Regions from separate parts of the Homo sapiens genome. Here region 1 is linked to region 2. A link is a loop called in an ENCODE intact Hi-C map of the cell type or tissue named here. Cell type or tissue: chondrocyte. All regions are shown on one strand. Links, peaks and the distances in the headings refer to the core of each region. The heading gives the core; the rest is flanking DNA. Region 1 has its middle 7.9 kb from the start of RNF169. Region 2 overlaps TPBGL (trophoblast glycoprotein like).

Region 1 (10,794 bases), core at 1,643-9,642, 510 kb after region 2:
AAATACAAAAAATTAGCCGGGCGTGGTGGCGGGCGCCTGTAGTCCTAGCTACTCGGGAGGCTGAGGCAGGAGAATGGCGTGAACCCGGGAGGCGGAGGTTGCAGTAAGCCGAGATGGCACCACTGCTCTCCAGCCTGGGCGACAGAGCAAGACTCCATCTCGAAAAAAAAAAAGAGTATTGAAAGTCATCAGTTCTCGCCCTTTCCCTCCTGCCGCCGAGTCGCGCGGAGGCGGAGGCTTGGGTGCGTTCAAGATTCAGGTTCACCCGTAACCCACTGCCATGGCCGAGGAAGGCATTGCTGCTGGAGGTGTAATGGAGGTTAATACTGCTTTACAAGAGGTGCTGAAGACCGCCCTCATCCACGATGGCCTAGCACGTGGAATTCGCGAAGCTGCCAAAGTCTTAGACAAGCGCCAAGCCCATCTTTGTGTGCTTGCATCCAACTGTGATGAGCCTATGTATGTCAAGTTGGTGGAGGCCCTTTGTGCTGAACACCAAATCAACCTAATTAAGGTTGATGACAACAAGAAACTAGGAGAATGGGTAGGCCTCTGTAAAATTGACAGAGAGGGGAAACCCCATAAAGTGGTTGGTTACAGTTGTGTAGTAGTTAAGGACTATGGCAAGGAGTCTCAGGCCAAGGATGTCATCGAAGAGTATTTCAAATGCAAGAAATGAAGAAATAAATCTTTGGCTCACAAAAAAAAAAAAAAAAAAAAAAAAGAAAGTCATCAGTTCTCAACCTGGGACACACCTCAGAAACACCTGTATATATCAAGGTCCCACCTCAGATCTAGTGAACCCAGAAACCCAGGTGGGGGATACCAGGCTGTGTATTTTTTTTTTTAGTGCCATAAGAATTCTAATGAATACTCCTAGGTAAGACCACTACAATAGATAAATTCAAAGGACCATTCCAGCACTAACATTGTAGAAGTCCAACTTCCAATTTCCAGCCTCTTCTCTCCTCTATGCCATTGCTGAGTAATCTTACTAAAAGCAATAGTGGTGACAGAGAGCAAGGCACACCTAAGAAATCTGGAGAGCCACTCACTATGTGGGAAGCTAATAACAATGAGGATGATTCTAAAGTTTCAAGCCTAGCAGCCTGGGATTGTGATGAAAATTGAAAACTGACAAAAATGCATCCAAACCTCTTTCCTTCCTTCCCTCCTTCCTTCCTTCCTTCCTTTCTTTCTCTCTTTTTTTTTTTTTTTTTTTTTTTTTTGAGACAGGGTCTCATTCTTTTGCCCAGGCTGGAGGGCAGTAAGCAATCACGGCTCACTGCAACCTCTGCCTCCCAGGCTCAAGCAATCCTCTCACCGCAGCCTCCTGAGTAGCTGGGACTACAGGCACATAACACCACACCCAGGTAACTTTTATATTTTTTATAGAGACAGAGTTTCACCATGTTGCTCAGGCTGGTCTTGAACTCTTAAGCCCAAGTGATCTACCTGCCTCGGCCTCTCAAAGTGCTGGGATTACAGGCATGAGCTACCGTGCCTGGCCCAAACCTCCTTTCTATTTAGGGAATTCCCCATTCTATATAGTATTGATGAGGCTAGGGAAGCTGAACCTGAAGGGATATTCTTCTCCCTGCCCCCTAACAGTTAGGACGTGACACATGACCCAGGCTCAGCCACCTGGCCACTATTCTCTGAGCTTGGCATCTTCAGCAAGTGACATGAAAACATAGAGACAATTTTAGAATTATTCATAGCAACAGAGACAGTAGGTATGCAACAGCAGTGGGGCCCTGGTGGGGTTTGAGGGGGGTGGCCCTGCCATGATGAGGGTGGCCATGCCAGGCTGTACCTGAGACACAGACTTGGCTGTGGTTCCCGTTGCCGAGCCTGCCTAGGTTACAGCCCATTTTCCATATCCGATGCTGCAGTTTTCCTGTCAACTCTTTGTATCCTTTCAGTAAATTTCATTTTTTCTTAAATGACTCACAGTCTCTGTTGTTTACATCAAAGTACTCTAACTGAGACATTAGCTTGTTGTTTTTGAAGTGTCGCCTAAAAATGGTTGTCAAGGGTGCTTGGTAGATTATAAAATGATACAAGAAGCTTAAGCCAACAGCCTAGAGTAGAACAAGCCCAAATAGCTTTTCTCTAAGGCCCCACCTGCACCACAGACCACCATGGGAAGAAGGATTCACAGACTCCCTTTAATGCACGATGCCAACTGGAACAAATGGCAGTGCAGCCCCAGGTACCAATGCTTCCCCTCCAGCTGCTTTCTGAGGATTGCATTGCTGTCAGAATTCCCTACCATCCTTCTCATAGCACCTCTACCCAGATAGCTCTGCATGGTTCCACCCCACCACTACCCCTTCCTCACTCCTCATCCACATCACTACAAAACTTCCCTCTAGCTGATGGCTCCAGCTTCTCCTTGCTGGACTGAAAGACTCAGATATGAGCAAGGCCATTCAGCCTAGTTCCAGGTGGAGACAAGGCTGTTTCTTCCTGCAAGCCCAAGACCTCTCCTTCCAGCTTAAGTGCTGCTGAGTCCATCCTGAGACCTTACACATCTAAAAAGGAGAAGGCTAAGCCCCTCAGACCACACCAGTGCCACCTGTCCTCTTTGGATAGCATCTTCTTCCTGTGCTCTTCCTCCCTCAAGTCAGATCTCCCCCTGAGATTTGGCCCCTTCCATTTTGCTTTAAAGATTCTTGCTACCTTCTTACTTTTATTCATCTTCAGTTCCTTCCCTTTTGTTTCAGAGGAAGAAGTAATTCTTTTTTTTTTTTTTTTTTTTTTTTTTTTTTTTGAGACAGAGTTTCGCTCTGTCGCCCAGGCTGGAGTGCAGTGGCGCGATCTCGGCTCACTGCAAGCTCTGCCTCCCGGGTTCATGCCATTCTCCTGCCTCAGCCTCCCGAGTAGCTGGGACTACAGGTGCCCGCCACCATGTCCGGCTAATTTTTTGTATTTTTAGTAGAGATGGGGTTTCACTGTGTTAGCCAGGATAGTCTCCATCTCCTGACCTCCACCTGCCTCGGCCTCCCAAAGTGCTGGGATTACAGGCGTGAGCCACTGCGCCCGGCCTAGGTAATTCTTTTGCAAATCTAATCCCTCCATCTGTGTTTGTCATGTCATCTGCCCAGCCTCCTCCAGACTCTTTCCAAACACTCTATGAATACAAATAAGACTTGGTCCTTGCCCCCTCAAAGTCAAAACCTAACAGAAGGGCAAAAGTAGAAAAAAATATAGCAGAAAACAGAAGAGTTATAGAAGAATTGCAAGGGCTACAACAGACATAAACAGAATGCCATGGAAGCAGGGAGCAAAGGTGAGAGGAAGTTCAGGAGATTTCACAGAAGAGGGGACATTTGAGCTCGTTTTTAAAGACTGAGGGAAGGAAGTTCACCACATGGATACAACGGAAAGCAGAGAGAAAATAAGAGCCAAGGCACAAAGGCATAAAAGTTTGGGACCTGTGTGGGACTGACAAAGAATTTGATGTGGCTAGAACATCAGGTTGGAGATGAGACTAGAAAACTGGAGAAGAAAAGAAACTAGAATTTATTGAGCAACTACCACGTGCCAAGTGTCATGCTAAGCAACCATATACCTCTCTCATTTAAACCTAAAGTAATTGAAAGATTTAATATTTGGCCCAAGGGATTGGTACATATGGATTTTTGTTTTGGTTTTGTTTGTTTGTTTGAGATGGAGTCTTGCTCTGTTACGCAGGCTAGAGTGCAGTGGCACAATCTTGGTTCACTGTAACTTCCACCTCCTGGGTTCAAACAAGTCTCCTGCCTCAGCCTCCTGAGTAGCTGGGACTACAGGCATGCACCACCACACCTGGCTAATTTTTTTTTTTTTTTTTGTATTTTTGTAGAGACGGGGTTTCACCATGTTAGCCAGCCTGCTCGTCTCAAACTCCTGACCTCAAGTGATCCACTCTCCTTGGCCTCCTGAAGTGCTGGGATTACAGGCGTGAGCCACTATGCCTAGCCTGGATTTGTATTCTATAAGGATAAATCTCGATTCTATAATTATCAGTGAATAACAAAAAGAATCTAAGCAGGCTTCATCCCACCCCCAGAGTTGAGATATTACTGGAGAAAGTATGGTGCAGCTAATGTTCATTCATTCATTCATTCATTCATTCAACAAATATCTATTGAGCACCTACTATGTGGCAGGATTATGTAAGTGCTAAGAATTCAGCAGCAAACACGGAAGACAAAGTCTAGATGCTGACCAGTTTGAGCAGGAACAGCATTAGGTACAGTGTTTGACATATTCCAGCTGCTGTGGAATGAATGAATGTTATCGCCTTAGTTACACTTTTATGTTTAGTGACTTTCAAAGTACTCATTGTCAGAAAAATATTCTAACTAACAAAAAAGCACATTGGTGGGGCAAAATAGTTCTTTAATTTCTTTCTTTTTTTTTTTTTTTTTTTGAGACGGAGTCTTGCTCTGTCACCCAGGCTGGAGTGCAATGGCGCCATCTCAGCTCACTGCAAGCTCCACCTCCCAGGTTCACACTATTCTCCTGCCTCAGCCTCCCGAGTAGCTGTGACTACAGGCGCCCACCACCATGCCCAGCTAATTTTTCTGTATTTTTAGTAGAGAAGGGGTTTCACCGTATTAGCCAGGATGGTCTTGATCTCCTGACCTCATGATCCGCCGGCTTTGGCCTCCCAAAGTGCTGGGATTACAGGCGTGAGCCACCATGCCTGGCCTCTTTAATTGCTTTACATTTTCCCTCCAGATGCCTATAAATCCACTTAGAATTGGCAACTAGTCTTACTCCTCTCTGCACCTCCCTCTCCTCGCCTCAGTCTTTCTTCCTCTTTTCCCTGCACTCAGGGCCCCTATTCTTGTTCCTCTAGGCTCTGGCCCCAAGTTCCAAGCAATTAGTTTCCTCTTTGATTTAGTTGTTTTTAATTTTTTTTCTTTTTGAGACGAAGTCTAGCTCTATCACCCAGGCTGGAGTTCAGTGGCATGATCTTGGCTCACTGCAACCTCCGCCTCCTGGGTTCAAGCGATTCTTCTGCCTCAGCCTCCTGAATAGCTGGGACTACAGGTGCGTGCCCCCACGCCAGGCTAATTTTTTGTGTTTTTAGTAGAGACAGGGTTTCACCACATTGACTAGGCTGGTCTCAAACTCCTGACCTCGTGATCTGCCCACCTTGGCCTCCCAAAGTGCTGGGATTACAGGCATGAGCCACCATGCCCAGCTGTTTTTTAAATTTTAATTGACAAATAGAAATTGTATATATTTATAGTGTAGAGTTGTTCTTTTTGTTTTTTAAGAGGATAGAGGTGGCTTTAAGAAATCCTTTAGGTTCACAACCCAAATGTCCATCAATGATAGACTGGATTAAGAAAATGTGGCATATATACACCATGGAATACTATGCAGCCATAAAAAAGGATAAGTTCATGTCCTTTGTAGGGACATGGATGAAGCTGGAAACCATCATTCTGAGCAAACTATCGCAAGGACAGAAAACCAAACACCACATGTTCTCACTCACAGTTGGGAATTGAACAATGAGAACACTTGGACACAGGGTGGGGAACATCACACACCGGGGCCTGTCGTGGGGTGGGGGGCTGGGAGAGGGATAGCATTAGGAGATATACCTAATGTAAATGACAAGTTAACAGGTGCAGCACACCAACATGGCACATGTATACATATGTAACAAACCTGCACGTTGTGCACATGTACCCTAGAGCTTAAAGTATAATAATAAAAAAAGATGAGAATTAATTATCATTAAAAAATTTTTTAAAAAAGAAATCCCTTAGGTTCAAGATATAGAGAATAAGAGGGAAAAGAAATGGGCAAATGGCCTTACCCAACTGCACTCAGAGTGAAATATCTAAAAGACAAAACTTTCTCTGCTAGTATTGCTCACCTTTTATAGCGTAAATCACATTTCTTATTCTCACAGAGTCTCTATTTTCCCAGTCTCATCAAAGATATCCTACTACCTTCACTTTGGTCCAAGTCTCCAAGAAGGAGTGGGTCATGGACCTGTCCCAGGAAAAGAATGAGAAGAGTGAAAACCTCTTCTTGTCATAAATAAATAGACGAATAGTTACATTGAGCAGAATGGAGGATTTGCCTCAGAAGAGAGCACTGTGATTGCAGCAGAAGAAAAAGTCAGGGGAGCTACAAAATAGCCTCTCAGAGATTGACTTTGTCTACTTTGGAAAGAAACGGGAGAGATGGGTTCAGCTGGAGGCTGAGAACAGAAAGCATGATCTCCCAAGTTCCTTTGTCCTGAAGGAAGACAGGCTTCTATACCAATCTACTAGTGATCAACGAGAAACCTGATGGGTTCTGCACTAGAATGGTCATCGTCCCACTGTTCTTTGTTTACTTGGCTCTGTGTTCTGCAATCCCATCCCTGGGAAATGCCTGCAGGCGTCTCCTAGGTCTGCGATGTTGCTCAGTTTGACCACCAGGGGGCAAACTGAGCCTACGCGGTCTCCTCCACCCAGTTTCCAAACTCCAGAATCAGAATGTCAGAGCTATAACTGGCTTTAAAAAACCATCCAAGGCTTCTAATCAAACCTTTTTGTTTCAAGAGAAGAAAACCAAGGTCTAAAGAGGGGAAATAATTTGCCAAAGCCACATAGTGAGTGACTAGTAAAGTAGAAACTAGAAAACAAATCTTTTGACTCACTACTCCAGTTCTACACATGTTCCACACCAAGCTTTCTCCAGTCTCATATTTAATTCTAGAATACATCGAGTTTTAATGCTATATCTCTATGAAAAGATTCTCTCCCAATTAGATTGTAAGAACTTGGGGCAAGGGACCATGTTCTGACCAACATTGTACATCTTCTCCTCTAGCACACTCTTCTGCAAGGCAACCTGTATGCCCAATACAAAAAGGAAGATTTCAACAAATATTGTTAAACTGCTATATGGCAAGTCCAATAATGGTTCCTGATAACACAGAGATGAAATATACCATCTCTGCCCTCATGATACTCCCTATCTAGGGAGGGAGACAGATACAACAACACCTATAATTTAAGAGATGAGCATTTAACAGTGATGTAGAAAAGGCAATATGGAGGCACAGAAGAGGAAGTGACTATGTACCTGGATGAAATACAGAATTAGGTCCTAAAGGAAGAATGAGAACTCATCAGAGAAGGGAAATGGGAATTACAAATAGAAAGAATAGCAGAATAAGCCAACACAAGGAGGCATGGAGGCATGTGTTCAGTGAAAATGACTCTGAGTAGCTACACACAGTATAGATAAGAAGTTGGACTGAAGCAGAGGAGGAGGAGTAAATAAGACTAAAAAGGAAGTCCGAGGTCAGCTGTAAAGTTGCTATTCATTTATTCAGTCATTCAACAACGTTAAATACTCCCATGTGCCGTGCAGTGCTGTTATTGATAATGATGGTGGTGAGATGATAATAAAAGTAAGGGGAATAATAATGATGATGAAAATACTAATGTGGGTGAATTCCAAGGATTTGGGGTCTTGAATCTAGGGTTCATTACTCATATGAATCAGATAACACAGATAAATATTCCATCCTCCATTTCTTTTCTTTCTTTTTTAAATTCATTTTCTATATCAATAGCACACCTACAAACATGGTGAACATTCCTAAAACCTGCCAGACTTTCCGTAAGAAGTGAGGCAAGCACCAACCCCACAAACTGACGCAGTACAAGAAGGGTAAGGATCCACTGTATGTCCAGGGAAAGCAGCATTATAACAAGAAGCAGAGTGGCTAGGGTGGGCAGACTAAGCCAATTTTCCAGAAAAAGGTTAAAACCACAAAAAAGACTGTGCTGAGCCTTGAGTGCATTGAGCCCAATTGCAGAGCTAAGAGAAGGCTGACTATTAAGAGATGCAAGCATTTTAAACTGGCGGGAGATAGGAAGAAAAGGGCCAAGTGACCTAGTTCAAAGCTTCATCTTTTTTTTAATTGTGAAGACAATAAAATATTGAAGTTAGGTTCACACACACATACAAAAAAATCTGTTATGTATTAGGCATTGTTCCAGGAGCTAGGGATATAGCAGTGATCAAAAATTAAAGTCCACAGCCAGACGCAGTGTCTCACACCTGTGGTCCCAGCACTTTGGGATGTCAAGACAGAAGGATGGCTTGAGCCCAGGAGTTTGAGACCAGACTGAGCAACATAGCGAGATGCTGTCTTTGTCTTTAAAAAAAAAAAAAAATAGAAAATAAAACAAAAAAAATTAAAGTCTAGGCTGTTGCAGAGCTTTTGTGCTCATGAGGGAGACAGATAATATACAAGTGAAAAATATGTTTCAGAGAATGATAAGAAAGGAAAGAAAACAAGGCAATAAGATAGAAAATTACTCAAAAGCAGGCATCATTACATAGATTGGACCAGGGAAACATCACTAAAGAAGTGACATTTGAGCTGAATGAAGTATTATCTGTAGAAAAGGTTGAGGGAAGAGCATTCCAAGCAGGAGAACTAGCAAGGGCAAAATCCCTGAGGAGGGACCAGGCAGCTTGATGTATCCCAGGGACAGAAAGAAGGCCCGTGTACTAGAGCATAGTGAGCACAGGGAGAGTGGTCTGAAGTCAGAGTGTAGACAGGGCCAGGGCATGGAAGGCTTTACATATTTGGCAAATGATTTGGATTTTATTCTTATTTATTTATTTAGAGACAGTGCCTTGCTCTGTTGTCCAGGCTGGAATACAGTGGTGCGATGTTGGCTCACTGCAGCCTCCACCTCCCAGGCTCAATCAATCCTCCCACCTCAGCCTCCAGAGCAGCTAGGACTACAGGCTTGTGCCACTACGCTTGGCTAATTTTTTAATTTTTTGTAGAAATGAGATCTCATGATGTTGGCCAGGCTGGTCACAAACTCCTGGACTCAAGTGATCCTCCCACCTTGGCCTCCCAAAGTGCTGGGATTACAGGTGTGAGCCACTGCACCCACCCTTTGGATTTTATTCTAAGTGCAATGGAGAGGTTTTAAGCAAAGAAGGGACTTCACTAATTTACTTTTCTTTTCTTTCTTTTTTTTTTTTTTTTTTTTCAGAGATGGGGTCTCACCCTGTCATCCGGGCTGGAGTGCAGTGGTGCAATCATGGCTCACTGCAGCCTTGACCTCCCAGGCTCAAGCAATACTCCTGCCTCAGCCTCCCAGGTAGCTGGGACTACAGGTACACACCATCATGCCCAGCTAATTTTTAAGTTTTTTGTAGGGACAGGGTCTCATTTTGTTGCCCAGGCTGGTCTCAAACTCCTGGGCTCAAGCAATCCTCCCACCTCAGCCTCCCAAAGTGCTGGGATTACAGGCATGACATATGACGCCTGGCCTGATTTACATTTTTAAAAGATAATTCTAGTGGCTCTTCATTCCCACCTTTAGGTGGACACAGTGCCTGCCACCTTCCAACTGCGTGACCCAAGTTGTATGGCACTGTTTTCTGGTGCTCTAACTGCATCCTCACAGACCTATTGAAAGAAGTCTCTGAGAACAAACTGCTTTTCTAAAGTCCCCTGAATGTGGAGGAGGTGAGAGAACAAGGTCCACTCTCTTTGATACTTGGTAAGTGAGGATGCCCCAGTAGAGGAGGCCTCTGGCCAGTGGCAGGGCTTAAGACTCTAGAAGAATGATGATCCCACTCCATGTCTTCTGCTGAAGACACCATGTCCCCACTCAGTTTTCCTCATGAGGGCTCTCTGACATTAAGGGCTATGTGTTCCCCATTCTGGTTTCCTGATACTTCCTCCTCTTGCTGTGTACAGATTGTCCTGGGAACAGAGGGCTCAATGAGGGAGAAAAAAGACTTGGGAATATTCACATAGCCATATGGAAACCTATGTAAATACGGATGAGCCTCACTTTAAGAAGATCCATTCACTCACATAGATACTGATCGAGCACCCACAATGCATCAGGCACTATTTCAGGTGCTGAGGATTCATTCATCCATTCTACAGACATTTTTATTTAGGCCAACTATATGCACAACATCTGGAGAGCCAAATAAATACAAAAATGATAGTAGGTTCTAAATAAATGTTTGTTATATAGGTGAGTAACTGACCCAGTTGAGGGGTGAGAGTAGGGTAGGAATTGTTCACAAATAAATTAACTGTGAAGGTCCTTTAAATAAGACTTTCCTCCTAATGTAAATAAATTGGACTCAGCTTTATTTATTTATTTATTTATTTATTTATTTATTTAAATGGTATAGGGTTTCACAATGTTGCCCAGGCTGGTCTCAAAGTGATCCTCCCACGTCAGCCTCCAGAGAAGCTGGGACTACAGACATGCCACCACCACTGGCTGAACTCAGCTTTAAAGAGGCTATTTGTTCATTGCATTTCAGCACCTAATCATGTAAAAGCAGCGTACTAGAGGGGGCTTTTACCAGCTAAGGAGAGCCAGGGGTTAAATTTTCAGAAATGTTGCAAGCTGGTTATTGAACACAATCATTCCTAAAAATTAAATAACATAACGTATAATTAAATAAGTTACACTTAAAACAGAGGTAATAAAAACTGAGTCATCACTTCCTAATTACTACTCTCAATGTTCTTGAGGTTATTTACATCTACTATGTCGATAGGGAGGAAATACTGTATAACGGTATTTCACTGTGCCTCTCTTCTCCACTGCGCTTTCAGTGATGTCACATTGGTAGCATGAATTGGCCACAGTGGGAGTATTTACACCACAGACATTGGCAACTGTAAAAAACAACACTTTTTTTCCCCTGGAGAACCAGTTGTTAAACATTTACCAGCACACCACTGGTGTAGAGTCTCTATTATGTAATCTTCTTGTGGTG
Region 2 (10,794 bases), core at 1,799-9,798:
CAAGAAAACATAACAACCCTAAATGTGTGTGCATCTGATCATGGTGTTTCCAGATACACAAAGCAAAATGTAATAGAATCAAAGGGAGAAATATACAAATCCACAACATTCCTCCCTCAGTAATTGATGGAACAAGAAGACAGAATATTAGTAAGGATATAGAAGACCTGAACAACGATATCAGTTTGACCTAATAGACACTATGGAATATTTCATCTCAAAACAATTGACTATGCATTTTTTTTCAAGTGTACATGGAACATTCCCCAAGAACTATTTTCTGGGAAAAACAACCTTAACAAATTTTAAATAATTTATATATTTTTTATTTTAAATTTTTTTATTTTTCTTTATTGAGACAGGGTCTCACCATGTTGCCCAGCCTGGTTTTGAACTCCTGGGCTCAAGCAATCCTCCTGCCTCAGCCTTGTAAAGTGCTGGGATTACAGGCGTGAGCCACCACACCTGGCCAAATTTAAAAGAATTTAGTAAGTACATTCTTTGGTCACAGCAGAATTAAACTAGAATAACAGAAAATTATCTGGAAAATTTGCAAATATTTGAAACTTAAGCAATTTCTAAATGGGCCAAAGAAGAAATCACAAGGAAATTTATGAAGTGAAATGAAAATAAAAACAAATATCTAAATTTTGGGGTTTGAGCAAAAGCAGTGCTTATCTCAACAGATGCAGAAAGGCACTTGACAAAATTCAACATCTGTTCATGATTTAAAAAAGCAAACCGCTCTTAGAAAACTTTCTTAACCTGATAAAGAGCATCTACAAAAAAACCTACATCTACTAACATAGTTTATGGTGAGAGACTTAATACGTTTCCTCTAAAATTGGGAACAAGGCAAGGATGACTACTCTCACCACTCCTATTTGACATTATACTAGACGTCCTAGCCAGTGCAATAAGACAAGAAAAAGGGAGAAAAGGCCTACTGATTATAAAGAAGAAATAAAATAAGGCCAGGCACAGAGGCTAAATAACTGTAATCCCAGCACTTTGGGAAGCCAAGGCAGGAGGATCACTTCAGCCCAGGAGTTTGAGACCAACCTGGGCAAGATGGCAAGACCCCATCACTACAAAAACATTTAAAAATTAGTCAGGCACCGTGGTGCATGCCTGTAATTCTAGCTACTTGGGAGGCTGAGGTGGGAGGATCCCTCAAGCCCAAGAGTTAGAGGTGGCAGTGAGCTATGATTGCACCACTGCATTGCAGCCTGGCAACAAAGAGAGACCCCCGTCTCTAAAAAAAGAAAATGAAAATGGTTTCTATTCACAGACATCTTGATTATCTACATTAAAAATCCTAAGAAATCTGCAAAAAAATAGCTACTAGAAATAATAACTGAGTTTAGATAGATTGCAGGAAACATGATTAACACACAAAAATCCACTGTACTTCTGTAGAGTAACATGCAACAACTGAAATAGAAATTTAAAAGATGATGCCATTTATAACAGCACCCGAAACTGAAATACTCAGATACAAACCTAACAAAATATGTGCACAATCTCTATGCTGAAAAGTAAAAAGTACTGATGAAAGAAATCAAATAGGCCCAAATAAACTGAGAGCTATACCATGTTCACAGCTAAGAAGATTCAATATTGTTATGTCAATCTTCCTCAAAGTGACAGTAGATTCAATACAATACAAATCAAGACCTCTGTAGGATTTTCTTTTAAAGACATAGAGAAACTGATTCCAAATTTATATAGAAAGGTAAAAAATCTAGAATAGCCAAGCAATTTTTATAAAGAAGAACAAAGTTGAAGGACTCTACTATCTGGTCTGAAGACTTACTAGAAAGCTACAGTAATCAAGACAGTGTGGCAGTGGTGAAAGAATAGACACCTATATCAATGGAACAGAACTGGGAATTCAGAAATAGACCTGCACATAGGTGGTCAATTGATTTTCAACGAAGGCACAAAGGAAATTCAGTTGTTGTTTTCAACAAATGGTTTCGGCAAAGATGGAGAGGGACTAGAACTCTCATACACTGCTAGTGGAAATGCAAAATGGTACAGACACTTTGGAAAACAATGTGGAAGTTTCTTATAATAAATTTGAACATACTCACTATAATATTCAGCAGTTCCACTCTTCAAAGAAAAAGTGGCTGGGTGCAGTAGCTGATGCCTATAATCCAAGCACTTTGGGAGGCCAAAGTGGGAGGATTGCTTGAGCCTAGGAGTTTAAGACCAGCCTAAGCAATATGGTGAGGCCCTGTCTCTACAAAAAAGGAAAAAATTGGCCAGGCATGGTGGTGTATGCCTGTGATCCCAGCTACTCAGGAGACTGAAGAAAGAGGATCGCTTGAGCCCAGGAGTTCAAAGCTGCAGTGAGCTGTGTTTGTACCACCGTACTCCAGCCTGGGCAACAGAGAGAAATCTTTTCTCAAAAGATAAAATAAAATAAAGAAAGAAATAAAAAGTGACATTCCTTCAAAAACCTGTACATGAATGTTTACAGTGGCTATATTCATAGTTGTCAAAAACTGGAAACCACCCAAATGCTCTTCAGCTATTGAATGGATAAATGATTGTACAACCATATGATGGAATACTACGCAGCAATAAAAATGAACAAACTATAATGATACCTACAACATGGATGAGTTTCTACTGCATTATGCTAAGTGAAAGAAGTCAGATTTAAAAGGACAAACATGTATGATTCTACTTATATGACACTGTGTCAAAGGTAAAACGATGGAGACAGAAAACAAAGCAGTAGTTGCCAATGGCTGGACTTGGGGGGAGGGCTGCTATGAAGAGGGATTTTGGGGGGCAATGGAACACTCTATATCTTAATTGTCAAAACTCATAGAACTGTATGCCAAAAAGAGTGGACTTTGTATAAATTTCAATAAAAAGAAATGGAGCAATTTACAGCTCACAACTGCAAACGATATTTACTGGGCATGTACCATTTGTTGGGGCTTCTGCTGGCCCTGAAGACACTAAGATTAAATGAGACAATCCTGGCTGGGTGCAGTGGCTCATTCCTGTAATCCCAGCACTTTGGGAGGCGGAGGTGGGCGGATCACTTGAGGCCAGGAGTTCGAGACCAGCCTTGCCAACAAGGTGAAACCCTGTCTCTACTAAAAATACAAAAATTAGCTGGGCATGGTGGTGGGCGCCTGTAATCCCAGCTACTCTGGAAGCTGAGTCATGAGAATCTCTTAAATCGGGGAGGTGGAGGTTCCAGTGAGCCGAGATTGCGCCACTGCACTCCAGCCTGGGCGATAGAGCGAGACTCAGTCTCAGAAAAAAAAAAAAAAAAAAAAAAAAAAGACAATCCCTTCAGTCAAATTGCTTACAGATTAATTGGGGGATAAGGCATGATGCTAAAGGTTTGGAATTGCTGATGAGGAGTATTGCAGAGGGGGCCTGTTGTGTAGTCACAGCGTGCCATGAGAGCACCTAAGGAGAGGTCTCACATTTAGCCAGAGTGGCCAAGATGAGAAATAGGCAGCTTCCAAGAGGACGAAATGCTTGAACTGAGTTTTTGTTTTTTGTTATTTGTTTTTTGTTTTTTGAGACGGAGTCTCACTCTGTAGCCCAGGATGGAGTGCAGTGGCACAATCTCTGCTCACTGCAACCTCCACCTCCCGGGTTCAAGTGATTCTTCTGCTGAGTAGCTGGGACTACAGGCACACACCCACCATGCCCAGCCAATTTTTGTATTTTTAGTAGAGTCGGGGTTTCACCATGTTGGCCAGGCTGGTCTCGAACTCCTGACCTTAGATGATCCGCTCACCTCGGCCTCCCAAAGTGCTGGGATTACAGGTGTGAGCCACCCCACCTGGTCTTGAACTGAGTTTTTAAGGGTAAAAAGGGAATTAGGTAGGCAAGGAGGGGCTACAGACCTTCCAGGTAGAAGAAACAGCACACAGGGAGGCTCAGGGTGAGACAAGCTGGGGCCTTCAGGCAACTATAACCACATTGGAGTGACAAGAGTGAAGGGAGCTGGAAAAGCTGGCAGGAGATTTGATTAGTGGGTGGAAGTTACAGATAATCAGTTAAAAAAAAAAAAAAGCTTTTTGTTTGTTTGTTTGTTTGTTTGTTTTTTGTAGAGATGAGTTCTTGCTATATCGCCTAGCCTGGTCTCCAACACCTGTCCTCTGATCCTTCTGCTTCAGTCTCCCAAAGTGTTGGGATTACATGTGTGAGCCACTCACTGCACCTGGCCTCAAAGATCTTTGTTTTTATCCAGAAGACAGTGGGACAGGTTTTAGGCAGAGTAAGGAGAGGGATCAGATTCACGCATTTTCACTGCAGTGTGGGCTGCAGTGTGGGACCAGAGAGGGGGGCTGCAGGCTGGGGGAACAGGGAGGAAGCTGGGGCAGGGATGCAGATGAGAGAAGTCCAAGCTGCGACCAGGTGGGGAATGAGTCTAAGGACAGTGTGGGGAGGTGTAGGAGTAGAGTGGCCAGAACTTGCCTTCCACCTGATGTTTGAGTATTTGGTCTCAGCACCTTTGTGCTCGCTGCTGCTTCTGCCTGGATTAACTTTTCCTAGATTCTCTGCATAGCTTGTTCCTTCCCATTCTTCAGGGTAGGTCGCCCTCAGAGGGGTCTTTCATGACTTACCCCACTCAAAGGAGACCTCTCCTTGTCACTCACTCTCACATTACCCTGCTTATTTCCCTCATAAGTATCGTGCTTGTTTATGGTCTAAATAAGAAGAGGGCTCTGGAGCAGAGCCTGAGTTCTAAGCCTAACTTGGCCTCTTATTAGGAGTGTGATCTTGAGCAAATTATTCATCTCTACGTGCCTTAGTTTCCTCATTTGTGAAGTAGGAATAAGAATAACTGCTTCACAGAATTGTCATCAGGACAAGATGGATTAATATATATAAAGTACCTAGAACAATCTCTGGCACATAGTAAATTCTGTATGTGTTAGTTTTTACTATTACTGTTTTATAAGGACAGAGATCTTATTGGTTTTCTTTCTTTTCTTTTTCTTTTTTCTTTTTTTGAGATGGGGTCTCACTCTGCTGCCCAGGCTGGGGTGCAGTGGCATGATCTCGGCTCACTGCAACCTCCACCTCCCAGGCTCATGCAATCCTCCCGTCTCAGCCTCCTAAGTAGGTGGGATTACAGGAGGGCGCCCCTGCGCCCAGCTATTTTTTGCATTTTTTGTAGAGACCGGGGTCTCGCCATGTTGCCCTAGGCTGGTCTCAAACTCCTGAGGTCAAGCAATCCGCCGGCCTCGACCTCCCGAAGTGCTGGGATTAGAGGCCTGAGCCACCACACCCGGCTCTAGTTTTCTTTAAAATTGTATCCTCATCTTCCTAGCACAGTGCTTGGCACACAGCAGGCACTTACATACTTGTTGGATTGTTGACTGAACGAAGAAAGGCACTTTCCCATCTCCACCAGCAGATGACGCATGTATACCAAGAAAAGTTAAAGCTGACTCGGCTCCCACACGGATCGGCCAATAGATGTCGCTGCAGCTCCCTGTGGGGAGGAACCAAGACTAAGCCAGTAGCAGGGGCTGCCCAAACAGAGCCCTGGACAAAGATCCCAAACGCAGGGCCAGAAGTTGTAATTGTATTAAAAAGCCAAAGTTAGCCAGGCGCGGTGGCTCATGCCTGTAATCCCAGCACTTTATGAGGTTGAGACGGGAGGACTGCTTGAGCCCAGCAGTACAAGGTTACAGTGAGCTATGATAACGCCACTGCATTCCCAGCCTGGGTGACAGAGGCCGACCTCATAAATAAATAAACAAATAAATCAGTGCCAAAGTTAAGAGGCTAAGACTAAATTGTGTTTTGCATGACCACATATTCTAAAACTGCATTTTCTTTCTGCTCGCTCACTTTGTAGACAACGGAGTCAGCCATCCTGGGATCTTATATAATCGAAACCCCAGTTTAATGATGGGGGGGTTGTGGGAGTCAAAGGAAGCACCCATTCAACGTGCAGAGGGGTAGGCCACAGAGTCCTGCGTGATGCTTCTTCCTCTGTGTTTTGTATTTCTGTGGGGGCAGGGGCTGGGAGAGCGTTCACAAATCTCTGTGCACCCTGACTGGGGACTTAAAGTGACTGGGTCTGGCCTCTGTCCTGTGGGAGCTTCTGGTCTGGTGCAGACAAGAGGCAAGGAAACCAGTCCGTAGAAAGAAAGCTCTGGGTGGTACAGCAGTAGGAGAAAGACAGCGGGGTCATAAAGACTGGGGGACTCCTGGGCTGTCTTGAGTGCTCCCTGTGTTGGGGAAGGCATCCTAGACAGAGGGTACTGTGTGAGCAAAGGCACAGGGCATGGAAGAGCTGGGCCCTATTACTAACATCCCCATAGTTTGGTGCAGCTGGAAAATAGGGTTCAAAGAAGGGGAGTGTATTCGTTATTTATTGCTGGTAGATTTGCTGGTCTTGTCTAGCAGTCTAGTACTTTTTCTTTTCTCTCCAGGTCTTGTCAAAAGTCATTGAAGTCCAGGGCCCAGCATCTTGGTACAGTCCTAGTTCTTCTTCTTCTTCTTCTTTTTTTTTGAGACAGACTTTTGCTCTTGTTGCTCAGGCTAGAGTGCAATGGCACAATCTCGGCTCACTGCAACCTCCCCTCCAGGGTTCAAGCGATTCTCTTGCCTCAGCCTCCCGAGTGGGCATGTGCCACCACGCCCAGCTAATTTTTTGTATTTTTAGTAAAGACGGGGTTTCACCATGTTGGTCAGGCTGGTCTTGAACTCCGGACCTCAGGTGATCCACCCACCTCGGCCTCCCAAAATGCTAGGATTACAGGCGTGAGCCACTGCACCCAGCCAGTCCTAGTTTATTCTTGCTCCAATGTAATGATTAATAGTGGCCCCTTTCACTCCCGAGTTTGCCAGCTTGGATGATCCCCTAAGTTAGGGGCCTCCCTGGGATCCCTGTGCTTCCATGATCACAGTGTCCTGTGTGTGTGGTCACCATCTTGATCGAGAACAGGAGCAGGATCTGGTTCATCCAGGTGAGCCTCATGCTCAGATGATAGAAGCTCAGGAAGAATGAGTTTAATGCCTGGGACCTCAGAGCCTGGAGGTCCAGACAAGCCCCTTTCTCCTCTCAGGGAGGGGAGACATAACTCCCAGCAGGGCCGCTGCCTGCAAGATGCTGGCATGGGGCTCCTGAGGCCTGTCCGGAGCCGCTGACAGAGGCTGAAGAGTCCTTCCAACCCTCTACGGCTCACTTTCTTATTTTCATCTTCAGGCTACCTCAGGCTTGGGACTGGCTCCTGGATGCACTGACAGGGTGGAGATAGCAAGTTAGGAGGCGGGGTGGCTCTGCCAGACGCTCAGACCCAGGGCAGAGCAGGGGTAGCCCTGGGGCATCCTGGGCTCGGGATCTGCTCCTGACAATCTGTGTGACCTGGACGAGCTCCTGCATACTCTTGGCCTCAGTTTCCCCACCCATCCAATGAAGGGTTAGTTGAGGGTCTGCATGGGCCTGGCCAGCTCCTGGCAAATCGCCCTGTGACAGTGCTGAGGGAAGCAGGTGGGGGTGGTGAGGCAGGGGTGAAGGGTGGAGGGGGGACTCAGAAGGCAGCCAAGTGTATTATTAGCACAGGAATATTAACTGCCCCCGTCACTTCTCCCAGTCTGGGAAAGGCCATACCCATAAATTAGGGCCGAGAGTCTGCCAGGCAGCGGCTTAATGAAGAAGGAGATGGACTTCAGGGAGAGCAGGCAGTGCCTTTAGAGGTCACAAGTCCAGCCCCAGCCTGGACAGAAGGAACCCGGAGCCAGAGGCAGGCAGGGGTGTCCGAGGCCACAGTGTCAGGCTGGGCCAGGAAGGCAGGGGCTGGTTCTGCTGTGGTCACTGCTGAATCCCCAGACCCTGGCACATAGTAGGGTCTCAACTGGTATTTCTGGCTAAGGACTAGGTGACATGACAAGTCAGGTGCTGAGTTCAGACTCAAACCCAGTCCTCTCGACTCTAGCTAGGTCCTCCCTGGTTCCCAGCCCAGGTCTGAGGGTGTGAGTAGGTGAGGGGGCTTGGAAGCAAAAGGCTTCTCAAGGAGACGTCTTTGAAAGGCAATTTCACAGTGTTTTTGAGGTCACAGAACCTGGGAAGTCTGCCACATTTCTCCAGGTGTGCAGCTGGCTTCACATCTCCCACGTTTCTGACAGTCATACACACCTGTCCTCTCCTCTCCTGTTCTTTACCATGCCTGCTCCTTAAGGGGACATCCTAGAGGTAGATTTCTTCCTCTGTCATTTGGCTTCTGCAGGCAGGCCCCAGGCCTCTGGGCCTCTGCTCACCTCACACTCCAACAGCACTCCCAGTGTGTGATCAGAGGAGGAGGCTGGCCATTTAGTGGGGTCCTGGCACTTCTGAGAAAGAGTCTGGAGTGGATGGTGTCAGGGAGTCTGGGCAGGGCCAGTCGGCTGCTCCATCTCACTTTTTACTGCAAGGCTTCTCCGGGCTCCCCTCCCCTTCCCTTCTCTCACTGCCCTCATCTGGCCATGGTGTTGGTTTGATTCCTCTCTGTGTCTCCAGTGCCCAGCATGAGGCCAGGCACAAAAAGGATGGGCAGAAGGAAGGAACAACCAGGCTTTACAAGCAGGAGGCACAGTGCAGTTGCCTGTGCCCCCATCACACCTCTCTACCTTCCTGACTCTTCCTTCAAGGGCAGAGGTCCCTCTAGCGCTTCCCAGTGGAGAATGTGGTGAATGTAGTAGATCCATTCTACCCCATACGCATCCTCCTACCTACCCCCAGCCATTGCTGGCCTTCAATCCTCAGGCTAATGAGATCTTCCTGCCTCCAGACCTTTGCAGAAGTTGGTACTTCTGATCTTTCTCTGTTCAGCAAACTTCTACTCATCCGTCAAAACCCAGTTCAAATGTGACTTCCTCTAAGAAGTCTGTCTAGGTGGGGTCAGGGCTCTTACTCTGAGCTCTCATTATTTCCTGGGATTTCTTTTCTCCAGATCTTGATTAAATGTGATTCCTTCCCTGGATTGTTAGCTTTTCTAGGACTGGCAGAGTTGCATTCAGTAAGGGCTGAGTGAATGGCTGGGTTTGTAGAAGAGGTGAAGCTGGCGGCCCTGAACCTTGATAGCCCCATAAGGCTATAGGCCACTGACAGACAGCAAGGAGGATGGCAGCCCAGAAAAGACATTTAATGGGGATCAGTGAATGGTACTAACGTTAAACACCAACTGGCACACAGTAGACACTCAATTTGTTGATTTTTGATGACTATTGATTTGATACTTAGCAGTAGCTCTCACATACATCGTTGGAACTGGAGAGATCTACAGATTTACAGATCACCTCCTCAGTTCCAAGGACATGCTCTCTGCTAATGTAGCTTAAGACTACAGTAAGTCCTGGCAAGTGAAACTGCAATTAGCTATGGGTTGTCAGCAAAAATCTTTGAGGTTTTATGAGAGCTACTGCTAAACTAAGTATTAAATCAATAGTTATCAAAAATCAACTAACAAGCTCTAACTTGCGTTAGAGAGACCATCACTATATTGTCCTGGGGGACTGCGGGGCACCCTTTGGAGGTCATTGACAGAGGGGAATGTGTCAAGAGGACTTAATACTTTCTCATGAGGAATGACTTGGAGAAGGGGTAGAGAGCGTGCCGGGAAAAGACAAGGAGCCCCATGCACGGTCTCTGACTTGTGAAGAGCTGTCCTGGGCTGAGGGGTGCTCCTGGCCCCATGGCAAAGCTGGGGCTGTCAGAGTCCCAGGCAGGCTCCTCAGACACTGAAAGGAAGGGAGGGAGGGAGCCTCCCATCACGAGATGATGCCTCCTGTTGAGACAGCTTAGGAGGCTTCCCACATTACCTCTGCAGTCCTTTTCAATAGTTAGAAGGCACACATTCTAGAATTATGTGGCCCTGAAATTAGAAAATGCCAGAATTCTAGGCTTCTGCCCTATGGTTCTAGGGCTCTGTGACCCTGAATGCAAAACAATCCAGCCTGGGGACCTGGAGGCCCTCCTGGCCCTCCGGTCCCCTGGCTTCACATATCTCAAGGAGTCATTTCATCCACACTCCCCACACGCAGCCTCTCACATACCCAACACGCAGGTCTTACCCTCTGGCCAGGAGAGTGTGAAGTGACACAGGACATAAAGGAGTATCAGATAATAATTCATTAGAGGGGATGATCCCAAAGCAGCAAACAATCCCTCTTTCCTGTCTGAATTAACTCCTCATTCTCTGTAGCTGGATTTCCTCCCGGATGGTCTTGGCTGAGGCTAATGTTTCTTAGTCTAACTCCATCCCCATCCTGAAGATGAGGAACGGGAGGGAAGAGGATGTAGAGGAAGTGTCGAATCCCACTTTGGCTGTGCATAACCCCTCCTCCGATGATAGAAAGCAGGCTGGCTTGGGGAACAATGTCATCCCAATGGGAAGTCCCTCCATGTATCTAACCTTAATCCTGCTATGTGCAATCAGAACCCATTTCTCCTCCCACAGTCTGGGAGAACGCATCAAGGGTCACTGCCCCACCAAAAAGAAGTCCAAAATGCCCTCCCAAGAGTCCCCTCCCACCCCCATCAGTACTCCAAGGTCAGCAGGAATGATACGGCACCACTAACAAGAGTAGAGTATCTGAGATTATTGCAGACTTTATAGAAAACTGCTCAAGGGAGATCCAGATTTTCTGGGTATGGGGAGGGCAGGCAGGCCTCAAGCCAATATATTAAAGGAAGGTGACTTCCTGTGTGCAGACGCAGCACAGGCCAGCCATTCTGCCTGATCTAGAGGGTGGGGAGTCAGGGAGAGGGGGTCCTCTCCCCCACTCACCAATTGTGCTTTGGGATCATGGAGA

What was found. Hi-C counts contacts between places; a loop is a spot of excess contacts. Peaks named below come from ENCODE experiments on the same cell type or tissue, not always from the same donor. Only the 100,000 strongest peaks of a DNase experiment are listed, where the experiment ranks them.
Region 1: a loop joins it to region 2, with 2.3 times the contacts of the local background. A loop is called at or near these places in 4 of 110 quality-filtered maps.

What each region holds. Positions count from the first base shown.
Region 1 is chr11:74,735,601-74,746,394 of GRCh38, reverse strand. It overlaps the pseudogene RPL36AP38 and the pseudogene RPS12P22. Among named protein-coding and RNA genes, the nearest start is that of RNF169, 7.9 kb to the left of the region's middle. In chondrocyte, for the core only: CTCF peaks have their summits at 6,199 and 6,433 (motif pointing right); no DNase peak of the experiment used is centred there.
Region 2 is chr11:75,243,477-75,254,270 of GRCh38, reverse strand. TPBGL (trophoblast glycoprotein like) reads right to left here. Exons shown (of 1, transcript NM_001195528.2): 1 at 10,567-10,794. Among named protein-coding and RNA genes, the nearest start is that of TPBGL, 8.1 kb to the right of the region's middle. In chondrocyte, for the core only: a CTCF peak has its summit at 5,425 (motif pointing right); DNase peaks (open chromatin) are centred at 5,170 and 5,490.